2 separate regions of the Homo sapiens genome follow, and region 1 is linked to region 2. Evidence: chromatin loops called from intact Hi-C (ENCODE). Cell type or tissue: body of pancreas. All regions are shown on one strand. Links, peaks and the distances in the headings refer to the core of each region. The heading gives the core; the rest is flanking DNA. Region 1 overlaps NCOR2 (nuclear receptor corepressor 2). Region 2 overlaps SCARB1 (scavenger receptor class B member 1).

What was found. Hi-C counts contacts between places; a loop is a spot of excess contacts. Peaks named below come from ENCODE experiments on the same cell type or tissue, not always from the same donor. Only the 100,000 strongest peaks of a DNase experiment are listed, where the experiment ranks them.
Region 1: a loop joins it to region 2, with 2.7 times the contacts of the local background. A loop is called at or near these places in 55 of 110 quality-filtered maps.

The regions. Positions count from the first base shown.
Region 1 is chr12:124,358,393-124,360,892 of GRCh38, forward strand. The region is part of intron 24 of NCOR2 (nuclear receptor corepressor 2); the gene reads right to left. Among named protein-coding and RNA genes, the nearest start is that of MIR6880, 22 kb to the left of the region's middle. In body of pancreas, for the core only: a CTCF peak has its summit at 1,511; a DNase peak (open chromatin) is centred at 1,579; H3K27ac peaks cover 2,126 bases.
Region 2 is chr12:124,763,377-124,777,566 of GRCh38, forward strand. It overlaps SCARB1 (scavenger receptor class B member 1), which reads right to left. Exons shown (of 13, transcript NM_005505.5): 13 at 13,480-14,190. Among named protein-coding and RNA genes, the nearest start is that of SCARB1, 93 kb to the right of the region's middle. RefSeq lists enhancers at 8,701-8,770, 10,892-11,051, 11,062-11,111, 11,172-11,331 and a silencer at 10,687-10,981. In body of pancreas, for the core only: a CTCF peak has its summit at 8,639 (motif pointing left); a DNase peak (open chromatin) is centred at 8,625.

The DNA of each region.
Region 1 (2,500 bases), core at 1-2,500, 410 kb before region 2:
CATGTGTGTGCGAGTGCATGGATGTGTGTGCGCCTGTGTGTGTGTGTTGTGGCGGGCAGTGGGGGGTTATAAGCCCAGACCCTCCAAGTAACAACCACAGCGTCAGCCTCAGTTTGCTGAGTGGTACTCAGCACAGGCACTGTGCTCAGCATCCCACGGCCTCCATGAGCCTCCGGTTAAGCTCACACAGAGACTGCTGCCAGACACATTTTACAGAGGGGAAACTGAGGTACAGACACACCAATGGGCTCATCTGAGTTCACCAGCAAATACTTAGCCGAGTCAGGATCAGAAGCCCACTGAGCCAGTGCAAGCAGCGGTTGTGCGCTGGCTGGCTGAGAAGCCAAGCTCAGGCAGGGCTACTTACCAGGCGGAGTGTGCAAAGGGCATTACCGAGAGGTCATGCTCTCTCAGGGCTCCACGGCTGACAGCAATGTAAGCGTGTTCACTCATTTATTCTCACAGCACCCTACAAGGAACTGACTGACTGTCCCCATTTCACAGACGGGAAAATGGAAGCCGAGAGGTTAAGCCACCTGGTCAAAGGCCCCAGCTAGCAAGTGGCAGATAGCGGCTTCGAACCCAGGCACTGGGGCTGCAGACCATGGCCTTAATCCAGACTGCTATGCCACATGGCCTGCGGCAGAGAAGCAATGATGGGTCCTAGATTTCAGGCCTGGGGAGATCCTGTAAACTCAGCGGGGCCCCGGGGCTCAGGCCTGGCTTCATGGCATCTTCCTGCTGGCCTCTCGCCCTTTGCTGAAATCTGTCCTCAGCTCTGAACCTCTCCCTGAGGACCAATCCTATGGAGAGATAACCGGCCAAGAAGTTGAGCAGAGACACAACTTGGGAATGACGGAGCCCTCTGGGTTCTGGGACAGGAATGGCAGGCAGGTGTCATCTATCACGCCGCCTCCAGATGAACAAAGGAGGTTCTGAGGGCCCATCAGGGTGTGACAGCGGAGGAGAGTGCTAAGATCAATTAATGATGCCTGCTGTGAGCAGAGCAGGTGGGCAAGAAGGCCTATGTACCAAATTGCCCCCAATTCTCTCCTTGAAGACTGTTTCCCCTGGACTTGTGCCCTGGCGAGGTGGGCAGCCCACAGGAGGCAGGGGGCACAGATGCAGGGGAATTCTCATTCTTAACCAGTCCCCAGTGGAGGCACCTGTACAGGGCCTGCCTCACATCTGGAGATCCTGCAAACGCCCTGGACCTGGCCCCTCTGGCTACCCAGCCCTGTAAGCCTCTGGTGCTTCCTCCAGCCCAGTTCCAGAGAGTTGGGAGAGAGAGGAGGGGAGCTGTTCGATGCTGGAAGGCAAACTGGGGCTAGGCCAGGCTGGGCGGGCGGCCGAGAGCCTGGAGAGACAACCTGTTCCTCCAGTTGGGCCCAGGGGGCCCCGAGGGACCTGCTTGGCTGAGCCGCTCTGTGTGGGAGCCAGGGGCAGAATAGGCTGGCTTCCTGAGAGACCAGAGAGGTAGCGCTGGGTGTCAAGTTCATGTGTGTCCCTGCGGGAGCTGAGCTGCAAGCCAGGCTGTGCAAGAAAGGCATGCAGGGCCTAACGCCAGGTGCACCGTCCCCACGGGGAATGAGGCCAGGAAACGGCACAGGCCCTGGCCACACCAACGGGCTGAGTGCCAGCCGCGGGAACTGCTGGCCGGTGGCTCCCTTTCTCCCAGGACAGGGGCCTGCGACCTGGCTCAGCAGGACCTGGCTGGCACCGTGCAGTTCCAGCCCTGATCAGATCTGACGCTGGCCAAAGCTGCTGGGGCCCCTGACATGGATACACAGCTCCTTCCCGGGCTGGCGCCCCAAACCTGCAACGTCTCCCAGAGCCACACCCTGGGCCGCACACTGTACCCTGGCCCCAGGTAGCCCAGCCCTGGTCATGGGGCATCCCAGTTCCAGCGAGACATCCCTGGCGTCATCCCCACACCGGGTTCAACGCCCCACTGGCTTTGCCTCCAAAACAAACTCCCGATGCGCCCTTCCTTCCACCTCCACGGCCACCTGTGCGGTTCAGGCAGCCTCTGTCGCCTGCCAAGAGCTGCGCTGTGACCTCCCGCTGCTGCCCTTGACTCAACAACGGCCAGACAGAGCTTTCCAAGATACAAATCAGATAACAAGCACCTCCTTCCCCTTCCGCAACACACGCTCACTTCAAATCCCTCCAGCAGCCCCTGCCACACCTGAGACAAAATCCACTGCCCGCTGTGGCCTGAGAGGCCCCACACAATCCGGTCCCCACTTCCCTCACTGTCCACCCGCCCACCCTTCCCTGGCCACAACCACCCCCGGCGACTCCTCACACACCCCGAGCGTGTTTCCACACCAGGGCCTTTCCCTGTGCTGTTCCCTCTGCCCGCAATGCCCACCCAGAGAGCTCCCACTGCGGGGCTGCTTCCCACTCCACAGGGTCCTTCCCGGAGCCGCTCTTCACTCAACCCGTTTTGTTTCTCATGGTGGATGAACGACTCTAAAACCATCTTGCTTCGTTACGT
Region 2 (14,190 bases), core at 7,590-10,089:
CTCAGCTCACTGCAGCCTCGACCTCCTGGACTCAAGCCAACCTCCCGCCTCAGCCTCCCAAGTAGCTGGGACCACACGTGTGTACCACCACGCCCTGCTAATTTTTGTATTTTTTATAGAGACAGGGTTTCACCATGTTGCCCAGGCCAGTCTCGAACTCCTGGGCTCAAGCAATTCACCTGCCTCAGCCTCCCAAAGTGTTGGGATTACAAGCATGAGCCACTGCACTTGGCTGGCCCATATAGTATTATAATTGGAATTTGTTGCCAATAATTAAAACTCAGGAGATTTCACATTTTAAAAAACCACATTCTCTTCTTAAAAAAAAATAGACGATCTGGCAACATTGGTCTGCATTCCCTTGAGGCAGTAATCAGTTCTGCAATCACAGGAAGGCAGCCTGGGCCGGAGTGCAGAGGGAGGGGGTGTCATTACCCCAGAATCCAACACACAGAATGCCACTGTCTTTAACCACAGGTCTAACGCCTCACTTTCACACTTTAACATGTTTTCATCATGGTCTTAACAATAATGGTGTTGGCCGGGCACGGTGTCTCACATCTGTAATCCCAACACTTTGGGAGGCCAAGGTGGGTGGATTAATTGAGGCCAGGAGTTCGAGACCAGCCTGGCCAACATGGTGAAATCCCATCTCTACTAAAAATACAAAAAATTAGCCAGGTGTGGTGGTGCACACCAGTAATCCTAGCTACTCGGGAGGCTGAGACACAAGAAGAATAGCTTGAACCTGGGAGGCAGAGGTTGCAGTGAGCTGAGATCATGACACTGCACTCCAGCCTGGGTGACAGAATGAGACTCTTTCTCAAAATAATAATAATAATAATGGTGCCAACAGTGTACCTTTAAAAGTGATGAACAGGTGCCACTTTGGGGAGGTAAGGCATCAGCTGTTCCCACACCCACCCCCTTGATCTCTAGCCATGCTTGTGGGTAGGGCATGCCTTTACCCTATAGCCAGTCGCACAAACTACCCTACCACTCAATGAACAAGCACCTGGCCTGTTGGGCCTATTTACACTGCCTGCCCAGTTCTGTAAGCATTTGAACTTGCCTCCACTGATCCACATGCATCCCTCCATTTAAAAAAACTAGTTTTACACAATGTACGATAACCACACTACTCCCATGTGCAAGAACGCTCATGATGTGTTTGACAGTGGCACCTGCTGGTGATGTGTGGTATTACAGCTCAGCTCCACTAGACCTTGTAAATACTTAGCTAAACTGGGTCGTGGATGTTAGGGTTTGTTCCAAGAGTGCTTTATGACACATTTGAAAATCTTCCCAAACTATTTTCAACTGAAAGTGCATAAAATGTTTTTCTTAATGATCCTCATGAGAATCTGAAATTGATGGGGCAGGAATTAGAATTCCTGTTGGACAGAAGTGGACACAGGCACAGAGGGGTCAAAGTGACTTGCCTGAGGGACACAGTGAATCCAATCTTCTTCAGCACACAGCTCTAGCTTCCAAACCCTGCCATCTGCCTAATCTCCAAGGCTGACATCATGAAGGAAACTATGTCCTTCCCTCAAACAGCTGTTACTGCCACAGACAGAGAGACCACAGGGCCAAGCACACCACAGTGCATGACCAGAGATGCCAGTGTTTAATCTCAGAGTCCCTGTTCCCTGAAATGGAAGAAATTCCTGTGGCCCAGAAAAGAACAGATGAGGCTGGTCATAGAAGCAGAGGGAAAATCCCAGAGACCAGAAGGGTGTTGCACAGTTCTGAGAAACCACTGCAGGCCCAACCACAAGCCTCAGGCTTAATACCTTCCATGCCAAGTTGTTCCAGTCCATCTGCAGAGATGTTTTCCCAGGGGAGTGGAAGTCCCATTTTGCAATGGAAGCTGAGGAGGTAAGTGAGATCTGGTTTGCAGAAACATGTGCATCATGGCCAATGTTGCTCAAACATCTGTTCCTGAAAGGGGGAAGAAAAAAAAAAGCTCCCTCTTAAAAGCCTCCCTCTGCCTCAGTCGAGGACTTCTAAATGCTATGAAGTTTGCTAGGGCTAAGGCTTCATGGCAAACGTGTTGTGAAATCTGGAAACACTCATGACTCCAGAGATATTTGGCCTTTATGCTCAGACCCTCCATCCAGCCTAGCTCCCAAGACTTCAGAGAGGAAAGTCAGAGAAACAGCCCCCACCAGGGCAGTGCACCTTATTCTTCCCTCAGCCAAACCTCCAGGCTTCTCCCTCCCAGTTCTCCTGCCCTCTCTTTCCTGTTTTGTTGTGGGTTTCGGAGATCCAAGCACTATTTTTAGACATGTTTATTCTTACTCCTCTTCTTCCCCTCCCATTCTTGACCTCTCTGGAATGAGCCTGGATGCTCCCCTGCCAGGGGCTTTTCTGGAGTGATTGGACACATGCTTGGTATGCGGGGGGCCTCTTTCTAGATGGAGCTGGGACTGGATTTGGGGGAAATGAGCCTTGCAACCTCCTTTCCTCTCCCAGGCTCCTCAGAAGCTCTAGAGCCAGGACCTGTGTGCATTCATTGCCTTTGCCTGGAAATTATGTTTCTTGAAGCTGGGTTCCCAAGTTGAGTTTCACTTGGGATAAGGGATAAGATAAAGTGGGATGCCTCAGCCAGCACCCACAGCAAGCTCTGGTTCCCAGTCAATGAGGAGGTATGCAGAGTAGCTGATAAGCATGTATGCCCCCCAACCAGTGGCCAATATTCATATCCAGACTCCGATCCTTTCCAGCCATAAGACCTTGGACAATGACCTCGCCTCTCTGTGCCTCAGTTTCCTCATCTGTAAAATGAAGATGATGATGATAACAGCACTCGCCTGGGTTATGATGAAAACTAAGTGAGCATATGCCAAGGGTTTAAAATAGTGCACGGCACTCAGAAAGATTCAATGAATGCTAGCAACAGTCTGTTCCAGGAGAGCAAGCCAGGATGCCAGAGCTGAGCTTGCCTGACTGGGCTGGGAGTGGCCGGCATTGAGATTTTCTTTTTTTTTCTTTTCTTTTCTTTTTTTTGAGACAGAGTCTCACTCTGTCGCACAGGCTGGAGTGCAGTGGCACAATCTCAGCTCACTGCAACCTCCACCTCCCGGGTTCCAGTGATTCTCCTGCCTCAGCCTACCCAGTATCTGGGATTACAGGTGCTCACCACCATGCCCAGCTAATTTTTGTATTTTTAGTAGAGACAAGGTTTCACCATGTTGGCCAGGCTGGTCTTGAACCCCTGGCCTCAGGTGATCTGCCCACCCCGGCCTCCCAAAGTGCCGGGATTAGGGGTGTGAGCCACCGCGCCTGGCCCAGTGTTGAGATTTTATATCTTCTGGGCATCTGAGGTTTGGATCAGGATTGCCCATCCCTGGGAGACCACAGCCAGCCATTTGGCCTGGACTCTGAGTTCACAAAAACACCACAAATCAGATTTTGGAGAAGATCTTGAATGTACTGTCCTAGAGCCCCACACCACCAAGATTAAAAGAACTGTGATAATTTCCCCTTTCTAAATCCTGCCCTCTCTGGACATGGTTCATTAAGAATTTTGCAAGCCTTGTAACTTCACAAAAATATATTGCATGACTATTTCATGTATGGAAGCTGTTAAATTTTTACATGTAAACATACAAGAGAACATAGTTCTTGCAGCCTTAGTTCATCAGTTTTTCATTTTTTATCTTTGCTATGTCCAGAGCCTCAAACAACAGACGTTTCCCAGCCCCTGGGACCGCCAGAGAGACCCGGGCTGCTGGGGCCTCCCTGAATCTGGGGCCGCCCTGAAGGCTGGACCCACAGCGCCCCCTGGCGGCCACAATCCGCACGTGCAGCCTCTGGCAGGCCCTGGGCAGGTCTGCAGAACTCCCCTCCCGCAACCACATCCCCAGCCTCGCTACACCCCAGATCATTTATTCATTAACTCAGCAAAGACTGATTTGCATGCATGCCCATGGACCACGAACCCCACAGAACTCGGTGCCTGCCTTCAGCAGCGTAAAGTCTAAAGAGGGAGACAGCGCGACCAATTGCTCACACACACAAAAAAGATCCACCTTGCAAATATAGCCTCACCCCTCAGCCTCCGTCTTCCCATCTGTGAAATGGTCCCCTCAAGTCTCCCTGCTGTACAGGTCACTGGATAGCTCCATGAAACATGTGCTCCCCTGAGCATCAAAAGGGGCTGCTGTTATTTGTGCTGTTGCTACGTTGGGATTCCTGGTGGTGCTTTCTCTCTCTGGCCTCTCACATTCCAGATGCCCTGGGGGTGGGTGGACCGGGATAGGGGATGAATCCGGTGTGGGTGACACAACAACCTCAGTGTCCTGACTCCTCCCTCTGCAGCCCCCACAGGGAGTTCACAGCCATTCAATCCATGCTGAGCTAAGCCCGGGTCTGCACTGGGGGATCGGGGCCCTACTTGCTCCCAGCCCCACCTTCCTGCCTCCCTCCTCAGTTAGTGGCACCTCCCTCTGGCTCACACTTGTAATCTCAGCACTTTGGGAGGCAGAGGTGGGCCGATCGCTTGAGGCCAGGAGTTCGAGACCACCCTGGGCAACATAGTGTGACTCTCTTTCTAAAATAATAATAATAATAATAATAATAATAATAATAATAATTTAAAAATTAGCCAGGTGTCCTGGCATGTGCCTGTAGACCCAGCTACTCGGGAGGCTGAGGCAGGAGGATTACTTGAGCCCAGGAGGTCGAGGCTGCAGTGAGCTATGATCGCACGACTGCACTCAAGCCTGGGTGACAGAGACCCTGTCTCAAAAACAAATGAAAATGGCCTGGCGCGGTGGCTCATGCCTGTAATCCCAACACTTTGAGAGGCCGAGGCAGGCAGATCACAAGGTCAGGAGTTCGAGACCAGCCTGGCCAACATGGTGAAATCCCGTCTCTACTAAAAATACAAAAATCAGCCATGCATGATGGCGGGCGCCTGTGATCCCAGCTACTTGTGAGGCTGAGACAGGAGAATCGCTTGAACCCAGGAGGTGGAAGTTGCAGTAAGTAGAGATTGCACCACTGCACTCCAGCCTGGGCGACAGAGCGAGACTCTGTCTCAAAAAAGAAAACAAACAACAAACAAGCAAACAAAAACAAATGAAAACTAACAAACAAAAAGCAGCCCCTCCCTCCCCCTGGCCGTCAGGCTCAGACACTTGAGAGTCTCACTGGACGCGTCCTCACCCCTCCCTTCCCACATCCAGTTTAGCACCATGTTCTATGAGCTCCAGCCCCTAAAAATACACCCCGCATCTGTCCCTTCTTCATCCACTGCTCCGCCCTGGCCCAGGCCACCACCACCACCACCACCACCATCTGTCACCAGGAGGAGGGCCACTGCCTCCAGCCAGACCTCCAGCATCCACGCCTGCCCCCGCAGCCTCTCCCACAGCAGAAACAGCAAACGCAGCCCTCCCTGATGGAAAAATCTCCAGTGGTTTCCCACTGTACTTAAAATCCTAACTGCGAGGCCCCCCAGCTCTCCACCTCCATCTCCCTCCAACCCCCTCCCACTGTGATCGTGTAAAATATTTATTTGGTCTTCTGCCTTAAAATCCTTGGAATCTCCAAAGTGTTTAGTTTGCCAATGACTCACTGGTGGCCAGCAGCCCCTAGGCAGCTTCAGGATGGGGACTGGTCTCAGGAAAAACCAAGTCAGCGCTACAGGACTGGGACTTTCAGCCCAGTCCCCAACCTCCAGCAGTGAGGGGAGAGAGGCTGAAGGTCAAACTGATCACCAATGGCCTGTGGTTTAATCAATCATGCCCATGTATACAAAAACCATATACATATAGAGAAAGAATGAATAAGACCTACTATTTGATCCCACAACAGGGTGACTATAGTCAAGAATAACTTGATTGTATATTTTTAAATAACTGAAGGAGTGTAACTGGATTGTTTGTAACACAAAGGCTAAATGCTTGAAGGGGTGGATACGCCCTTCCCATGATGTGATTACGTCACATTGCATGCCTGTGTCAACACATCTCATGCACCCCACAACTGTATACACTTACTATGAACCTACAAAAATTAAACATTTAAAAATTTAAAATGATATAATTTTAAAAATTACGCCCACCTAATGAAGCCTCCATAAAAACTCAAGAGGACAGAGTTTTTGAGCATGGGAAGGCTCCTGGAGGGTGGTGTCCTGGAGAGCATGGCAGCTCCATGCCCCTTCCCCATGCCCTTTCCCCGTGCCCCTCCCCCATGCCTCTCCCTAGCATCTCTTCATCTGTATCCTTCTAACATCCTTTATAATAAATAAGCTCAGTGCTTCCCTGAGCCCTGTGAGCCGTTCTAACAAATTAATTGAACCCAAAGACAGGGTCGTGGGAACCCCAATTCACAGCTGGTCTGTGAGAAGCACAGGTGACACATCCCAGGGCTTGAGAGGGGCATCGGGAGTAAGGGGCCGCCCTGGGGTCTGAACCCTCGACCTGTGGGGTCTGACACTGCCTCCAGGTAGACAGCGGCAGAATTGAGTTGAATCAGAGGGCCCCCAGCTGGCATCCGCTGCAGAATTAGGTGTTCATTTGATCTGCTGTGGGGGGAGCCCCCCATATTTGGTCACAGAAGTCTTCTGTGTTGATTGTTGTGGGGTGAACAGAGGAGGAAAAGCAGTTTGCGTTTCTCCCACTCAGTCCCACTCTCTGGGCTCCAGCCACAGCGCACCGTTTCTGTTCTGCGTGTTGCTACCCCAGGCCCTTTGCACATGTACTTCCCGGTTCCTGGAGTGCTCTTCTCCAGATTCCCATGAAGCCTTCAGGAGTTGGCACTTCTCAGAGGAAACTTCCGGAAATGTGCTCTCATCTAAGCAGCCCCCCTGCCCAGCACCTCTTCTCCGGTGCACCCCCTGCTCTTCTTTCTATCCTGGCATCGTTGCTTCCCAGAGTGACCTTACTCATGTGTGACCTTACTTATGAGTGACCTTACTCATACGTGACCTTACTCATGCATTTACTCGCCAGCTGTCTCTCCCACTAGAAGGCAAGTTTGTGAGGGCAGGGAGCTTTCTAGCTTCGTCCAGCTTTGTTGTTGTTGTTTTTCTTTTCTTTTCTCTTCTTTTTTTTTTTTTTTTTTTTGAGATGGAGTCTCACTCTGTCGCCCAGGCTAGAGTGCAGTGGTGAGATCTCGGCTCACTGCAACCTCTGCTTCCAGGTTCAACCGATTCTTGTGGCTCAGCCTCCCACAGCTGGGATTACAGGCGTGTGCCACCACACCTGGCTAATTTTTGTATTTTTAGTAGAGATGGGGTTTCACTATGTTGCCCAGGCTGGTCTCAAACTCCTGACCTCAAGCAATCCGCCCACCTCGGCCTCCCAAGGGTGAGCCACTGCACCCGGTCACCTCTGTATTTCTGAAGCGGATACCCTTGGTGTTCTAAGCAGATCCAAATGAATCCTCTTTTTACTGTATTTGCACACCCCTGATTTTGGAGCATTTTTGTATCCAAAACCCAAGACCTGTTGGTCTGCCTTTGAGAGCTGTCCGTGACCCTGGGCTGCTAGAGTCCCCTTTGCCCTCCTGGGACACTCCCTGGCCAGGAATCTTGGTCTCAGTGTCTGCTTCTGGGGAACCTAACCCAAGCCGATTCGCAATAAATATGAGGGTGTGTGACACACAGTGAGCACCCAAACAGCATTTGCTGAATGAAGGAATGAACAAATCGACACAGACTTCTCAGAGCTTGACTCCCTCTCAGAGCCCAGCAAGTGCTCTGCACACAGTAGGTGTGTGATAAATGTTTGCTGGAGGCTCAGCATTTGAGAGCTTTCATAATCGTCCCAGGCTGTGTACAGAATGCTCACACATCCATTTCTTTTCTTTTCTTTTCTTTTCTTTTCTTTTCTTTTCTTTTCTTTTCTTTGAGATGGAGTCTCACTCTGTCACCCAGGCTGGAGTGCAGTGGGATGATCTCGGCTCACTACAACCTCCACCTCCTGGGTTCAAACGATTCTCGTGCCTCATCCTCCCGTCTAGCTGGGATTACAGGTGCCCGCCACTACACCCAGCTAATTTTTGTATTTTCAGTAGAGACGGTGTTTCACCATACTGCCCAGGCTGGTCTCGAACCCCTGGCCTCCCACAGTGCTGGGATTATAGGCGTGAGCCCCCGCGCCCAGCCCTCACACGTCCATTTCGATTCCACCCTTACAGGGGTTCTCAAAGATTCGTACACAGCAATCTTCACTCCCACCTCACGGCAGTCTCAGAGAGGTTATGAATTGCTCCAAGGCCACCCAGCAACTTGAGCAGAGCAGGGAGTAGCACGCAGGTACTGGGAGTAGCACGCAGGTACTGGGAGTAGCACGCAGGTACTGGGAGTAGCACGCTAAGGAGGAGCAGACATCGTGTGACCCTGGTCGCCCTGTTATAGGGTTGTCACTCTTGTTCCCAAGGCCCCAGAGAGAAAGGGTTAAGACCCCTTTGAAAATCTGAAGACTTGAGGAAATGCTTCCCAGAATAAAACGCCCAGACACACACGTAAAATACAATTTCTAGGGGTCACGGGTTTCCGAAGCCAGGCTGTGGACCACAGCTTCCCCAGTTTAAAATCAATCCACTCCGCTCCAGGAACCGGGTGATCCGCAGCCCCTCCCAGGCAGCAGCCTCTGGACCACCTGTGTGCACAGCTCGCCCCCCAGTGGCCGAGCTCGGAATCGTCCTGAAGTCTCGCGTGCTGCAGCCAGATTGCAGGGGATCGCGGATGGAGAGACAAGTCGGGGGGACTTTACCCCCAGGATGGGGAAAAGTCACCCACAATTCAAGCAAAGATGACCCTTGTGACAGATTAACATTTCAGGGCCGCTACCTGGAGAATGGACGGCTCGGGACACGCGTGGGAGCCGGGAGGCCAGTGGACCAGACTGGCAGAGCCTTCAGGTGAGACAGGATGGCTCCAGGGCAGGGGCTCGGACACAGGGTCCCTGGCCCTGGACCCACCCACGGGGCCGCCACCTCTTGAGCCCCACGCTGACCCCGAGAGGCATTGTTTTCAGCCGAGGACCACCGCCCTGGCCCACTCCATTCACTATCCACTTCACCCATCTCTCCTGGGTGACATCGCTGCAAAGCAGGAGACGTCCCTGCAAAGCAGATCTGAGTCACCTGCTTTAAAGGAGAGAACAGTAGGTCTCCAGAGAGGCTGTGTGACTTGTCCAGGGTCCCACAGCTAGTAAGTGGCAGAACTGTAAAGTTGTTTGAGAGGAAGGGCCGCCTCTGTCTGGTCCACAATTGCACCCCCTGTGCCTAGCGCGTAGTGAGCACTGGATAAGTATGTGTTGAAAGAATGGGTGTCCGCGTGAGCCAAGGAGTACTAAGGAATGTGAGTAACCGCCCCGGCCAAAAATATTCGTTTCCAGCACAAGGGCATGTACCGGGGTTTATGCTGCAGGTCCTTGGAGTTTGGGGTTACAGCAACTGGTGTCAGGACTTCTGGTATTCTAGAACATTCTAGTATCAACTGAGATACAAAGTGCCCCAGGAGTCCTGAGACAGGGAAGAACAGCAAGCAGGAGTGATGGGGGAGGGGTGCTTCCTGGAGGAGAGGGCATGGCTGGAATTGCGCCTTTGATGATGGCGAAGACTGAGAGAGGCAGAGAGGGGGGAAAAGGCCACGCAGGGGCGATGCAGGCCGAGCAGGAAGAAGGGTGCATGGGACACAATCATGGGATGGTGCAGAGATTGCAGGTAGCAGGCTGCTTCGAGGTACTGGGAGGAACGTCCTTAATAGTTAGGTATTTATTTTAATGGCGACTGGAAAACTATTACTTGCCCAAAGGACCCATAATTTCACAGATATGACTGCCTTCCTTTTAAAATAAAATTCTTTAAGAAAAAAAGTAAGCCAAATTAAATCAACATGGTAAGTAGTGGAGTCCCATCGTTGGCAGGGGCTGGCGCCTGAAGTGAAGGCATGAGAAGAAAGTCTCGCAGAGTCAAAGATGCTCAGAATCAGAGACACTGAAGCTCGACCGGGTGTCCCGAACCCCAGCCCTCCAGCTGTGGGGCAGGCGGTGCTTCCCTCCCTGAGCCCTGGCTAAGGTCGTTGGCTGGGCTTAAGACCAAGGATGTGTCCAAACGCACACCCTACAAAAAAATCAAACCTCACTCAGAAGCAAGATGTTCACCCAATGAGACACACGGGAGGCTAAGTCCCTCGGGAACACACACACACACACACACACACACACACACACACACACCCCACACACACACAAACACAAGAATGACTTAAGGGCCAGGGCAGTGGCTCATGCCTGTTATCCCAGCACTTTGGGAGGCCGAGGCGGGCGGATCGCTTGAGCCTGGGAGTTGGAGATCAGCCTGGGCGACACGGCGAAACCCCATCTTTACAAAAATATACAAAAAATTAGCCGGGTGTAGTGGCACAGGCCTATAATCCCACCTACTTGGGAGGCTGGCTGAGGTGAGAGGATCGCCTGAGCCTGGGAGGTTGAGGCTGCAGTGAGCAGTGATTGTGCCAGCCTAGGTGACAAAGTGAGACCCTGTCTCCAAAAAAAAAAAAAAAAAAAAAAAAAAACCGAATGCCTTCTGGGGCCTGTCTTTTTTTCTGTTTTATGAGCAGGTAGACTTGAATGCAAGAGTTAAAACTGTCTGTGATGTGTTGCATACACAGATTAAGTCAAAATCCTCACCGTGGCTATCAAATAACCAAAGCTGGCCTCAGCTTCCCAGAGGATCAGACATGGGGAGTTTGAAGGGAACCATCCTCGGGGCCTGGACTCTCTCCTGAGCTTGTCACTCGCCTGCCATTTCCCCGGGCAGGTCACAAGACCCCCCACCCCTCCACTCTACAGCCAACGGGCAAAGCCTCCCTGACCTCCAGCCCCAATCAGAGGGAACTTCCCGGACACAGGTTTCGAGAACCCATCTAAAGATTGGGTAAGAAATGCTTTTGCAAGCCGGTGGTTTCCACTTTGCTGCTTTCTACAAATTTGAAGAAAGGTCAAACGGACCTGTCTGCTGGGAGATCAGTGAGAATCGCTTCCAATGACAGATCGCCGTGTGACATTCGCATACTACCCAGAAGGAGTATAAGAATTCCACTCCCAGTGACTTCCTTATGAAAACAAGGCTTCTCTGCACTTGCAGGGACAAAGAATTGATGGTAAAAATTGGTTTCATTCTAGCAATACGTGACAGTCATTCACGGATACATGAATTAATTGGGGGTGGAGAGGAAGTCCCACTCATCTCAGGACAAGAAGTATTTCTAAGCAAATAAAAGCCACAATGAGAAACCACTACGAAGGGCTGAAGTTTTTTAAAACTGAAAACACCAAGATGCTGGTGAGGACGCAGAGCTGATGGGAATGCAGCCTGGTACAGCGACTGTGAAACTGGCAGTCCCCCAAAAGTGAAACGCAGAGCTCCAGTTTGACTCAGCAGCTCCACTCCGAGGTATACACCCCAGGGAAATGAACGTACGCCTTCACACACAAATCTGTACATGAACGTTCACAGCAGCTTTGTTCATAGTTGCTGATGTGGTTTGGCTGCGTCCCTGCCCAAATCTCATCTCGAATTGTAGTTCCCATAATTCCCATGTTGTGGGAGGGAGCCAGTGGGAGATCATTGAATCATACGGGCGGTTAACCCCATACTGTTCTCCTGGTGGTGAGTAAGTCTCACAAGATCTGATGGTTTGATCGGGGGTTTCCCCTTTCACTTGGCTCTCATTCTCTCTTCTCTGGTCCCATGTAAGACATGACTTTGCTTCTCCTTTGCCTTCCACCATGATTGTGAGGCCTCCCCAGCCATATGAACTGTGAGTTCATGAAACCTTTTTTCTTTAAAAGTTACCCAGTCTTGGGTATGTCTTTATCAGTGGCGTGAAAACCAACTAATGCAATTGCCAAAGGCTGCAACCACTCTACGTGTCCCTCAATAAGTGAACGGCTGAAAAGCACTGGTGTGTGCACCCCATGGAGTTCTGCTCAGCAGTGAAAAGAAAGGAACTATTGCTACACACAACAACAGGCATGCATCTAGAGACAGTGCTGAGTGAAGGAAGCCAGGCTCAGAGGGTTACAGGCTGTAGATCCCATTTAGAACATTCTGGAAAAGGTAAAAATAGCTAGTGGCCAAGGGCTAAGCATGGGGATGAGGGACTTCCCTACAAAGTGGGAGGAAGGCAGCACAGGTCGCAGGCTGGGTGCAGTGGCTCACGCCTCTAATCCCAGCACTTTGGTAGGTTGAGGTGGGACTAATGCTTGAAGCCAAAAGTTTGAGACCAGCCTGGGCAACAGAGCCAGACCCCCATCTCTACAAAAAAAAAATTAGCCAGGTGTGGTGGCACACATCTGTGGTCCCAGCTACTCGGAAGGCTAAGTCAGGAGGCTCTCCTGAGCCTGGGAGGTGAAGGCTGCAGTGAGTCAAGATTGAACCACTGCACTCTAGCCTGGGCAACAGAGCGAGACTCTGTCTCAAAAAAAAAAAAAAAAAAATTATGGGAGCCCACTGTAAAACAAACAAAAACAAAGGGAAGACATGAGGAAATCTTGGGGGATGATGAAATTGTTTTGTCTTGATTGTAGGGGTAATGACTCAACTCTATAAACATGTCAAAATTCATGGAATTGTACACACACTCACACACAACTCTAATCTGTAAATGAAAAAGATATATAAAATGCATACCAAAAGGACATGCATTCCAATAAAATTTTGCTACTTTGATATGTCACATAAAACATAGTAATATAGTTTTGACCAATTGTGTCCTGAGACTTGAAAGGCAATCCAGATGGTATAGGCTAAATGTTTGTGTTGACCCAAAATTCCTGTTGAAGCCCTAACCTCCAGTGTGGCTGTGTCTGGAGATGGGGCCTCTAAGAAAATAATTAAATGAGGCCCTGATCTGATAGCATCAGTGTCCTTATAAGAGACACCACAGAGCTCTCGCTCTCCCTCTCTCTTCCCCCTTTCACACCGAGGAAAGGCCATGTGAGGACACAGAGAAGGCGGCCGTCTGAAGCCAGGAAGAGACGCCTCACCAGAACCCAACCCTGCTGGAACCCTGGTCTCAGACTTCCAGCCTCCAGAGCTGTGAGAAATAAATGGTTTAAGCCACCTATTGATGGTATTTTTTCTTTTTGAGACAGTGTCTCACTCTGTCTCGCAGGCTGGAGTGCAGTGGCATGATCACAGCTCACTGCAGCCTCAACCTCTTGGCTTCCAGCAATCCTACCTCAGCCTCCTGAGTAGTTGGGACCACAGGCGCCCACCACCACGCCTGGCTAATTTTTGTATTTTTTTTGTATTGATGAGGGTCTCACCATATTACCCAGACTAGTCTTGAACTCCTGGCATCAAGCAATCCTCCGGTCTTGGCCTCCCACAGGGCTGGGATTACAGGCGTGTGCCACCACGCCCGGCCTTGATGGTATTTTGTTATGGCAGCCCCAGACCTAAAAAAATTTACCCTTGATGGTCACAAGAAATAAAAAAAAAAAGTTTGCTTCAACTTATATATTTATGTTGCAGGCAAGTATAGGAGTGATTAATAAAAGGCTTAAAAGCATCAAATATAAATATCATTTAGATAAAATTTTAGGAGGGAAGAAGAAAGGAAATACAAGTTTAAGGGGAAAAGGGCTAACATTTCTGACCATAAAAGAGCTTGTTCGTATATTCTTTGAAATGTTCGGCAGTGAATACCCTCTCCTCTCCTAGTTAGATCCCAGCGGGCACACTTAAATACTGATGAAATGGTCTCATATTCAAACATCAACGATGATGACAATCGGAGAAAATTCCATCCTTTGCAATGATCTACACTTAAGATGAGAACTTTTAGATGGCTCCAATCTGTTCTCTTACCCGCTTCTCTTCTTCACCATTTATGTAACGAGCAGAAAGCAAAGGCCTAGAACAACACGGGGCATGTCCTATGGGCACCAGGATTTGTAGATAAATGCACAGAAACACATCCAGGGGGCCCCATGCAAAAGTGGCAAAAGCGTCTGCACTGGGGGCTGTGGGATGGGACTCAGACCCTGCTGCTTCTAAACAAGGGCGTACTCATGCAGTATTTCTATGAAACTCAACATTGCACAAGGTTGAAATTTGAAAACAACAGGAAGGTAAGCCAGCAGCCCGGCCCTGGGAGAGACGCTCTTGGCAGCCACCAGAAAGGAGCTATTGACCAAGAGAAGAGGAGCCCGG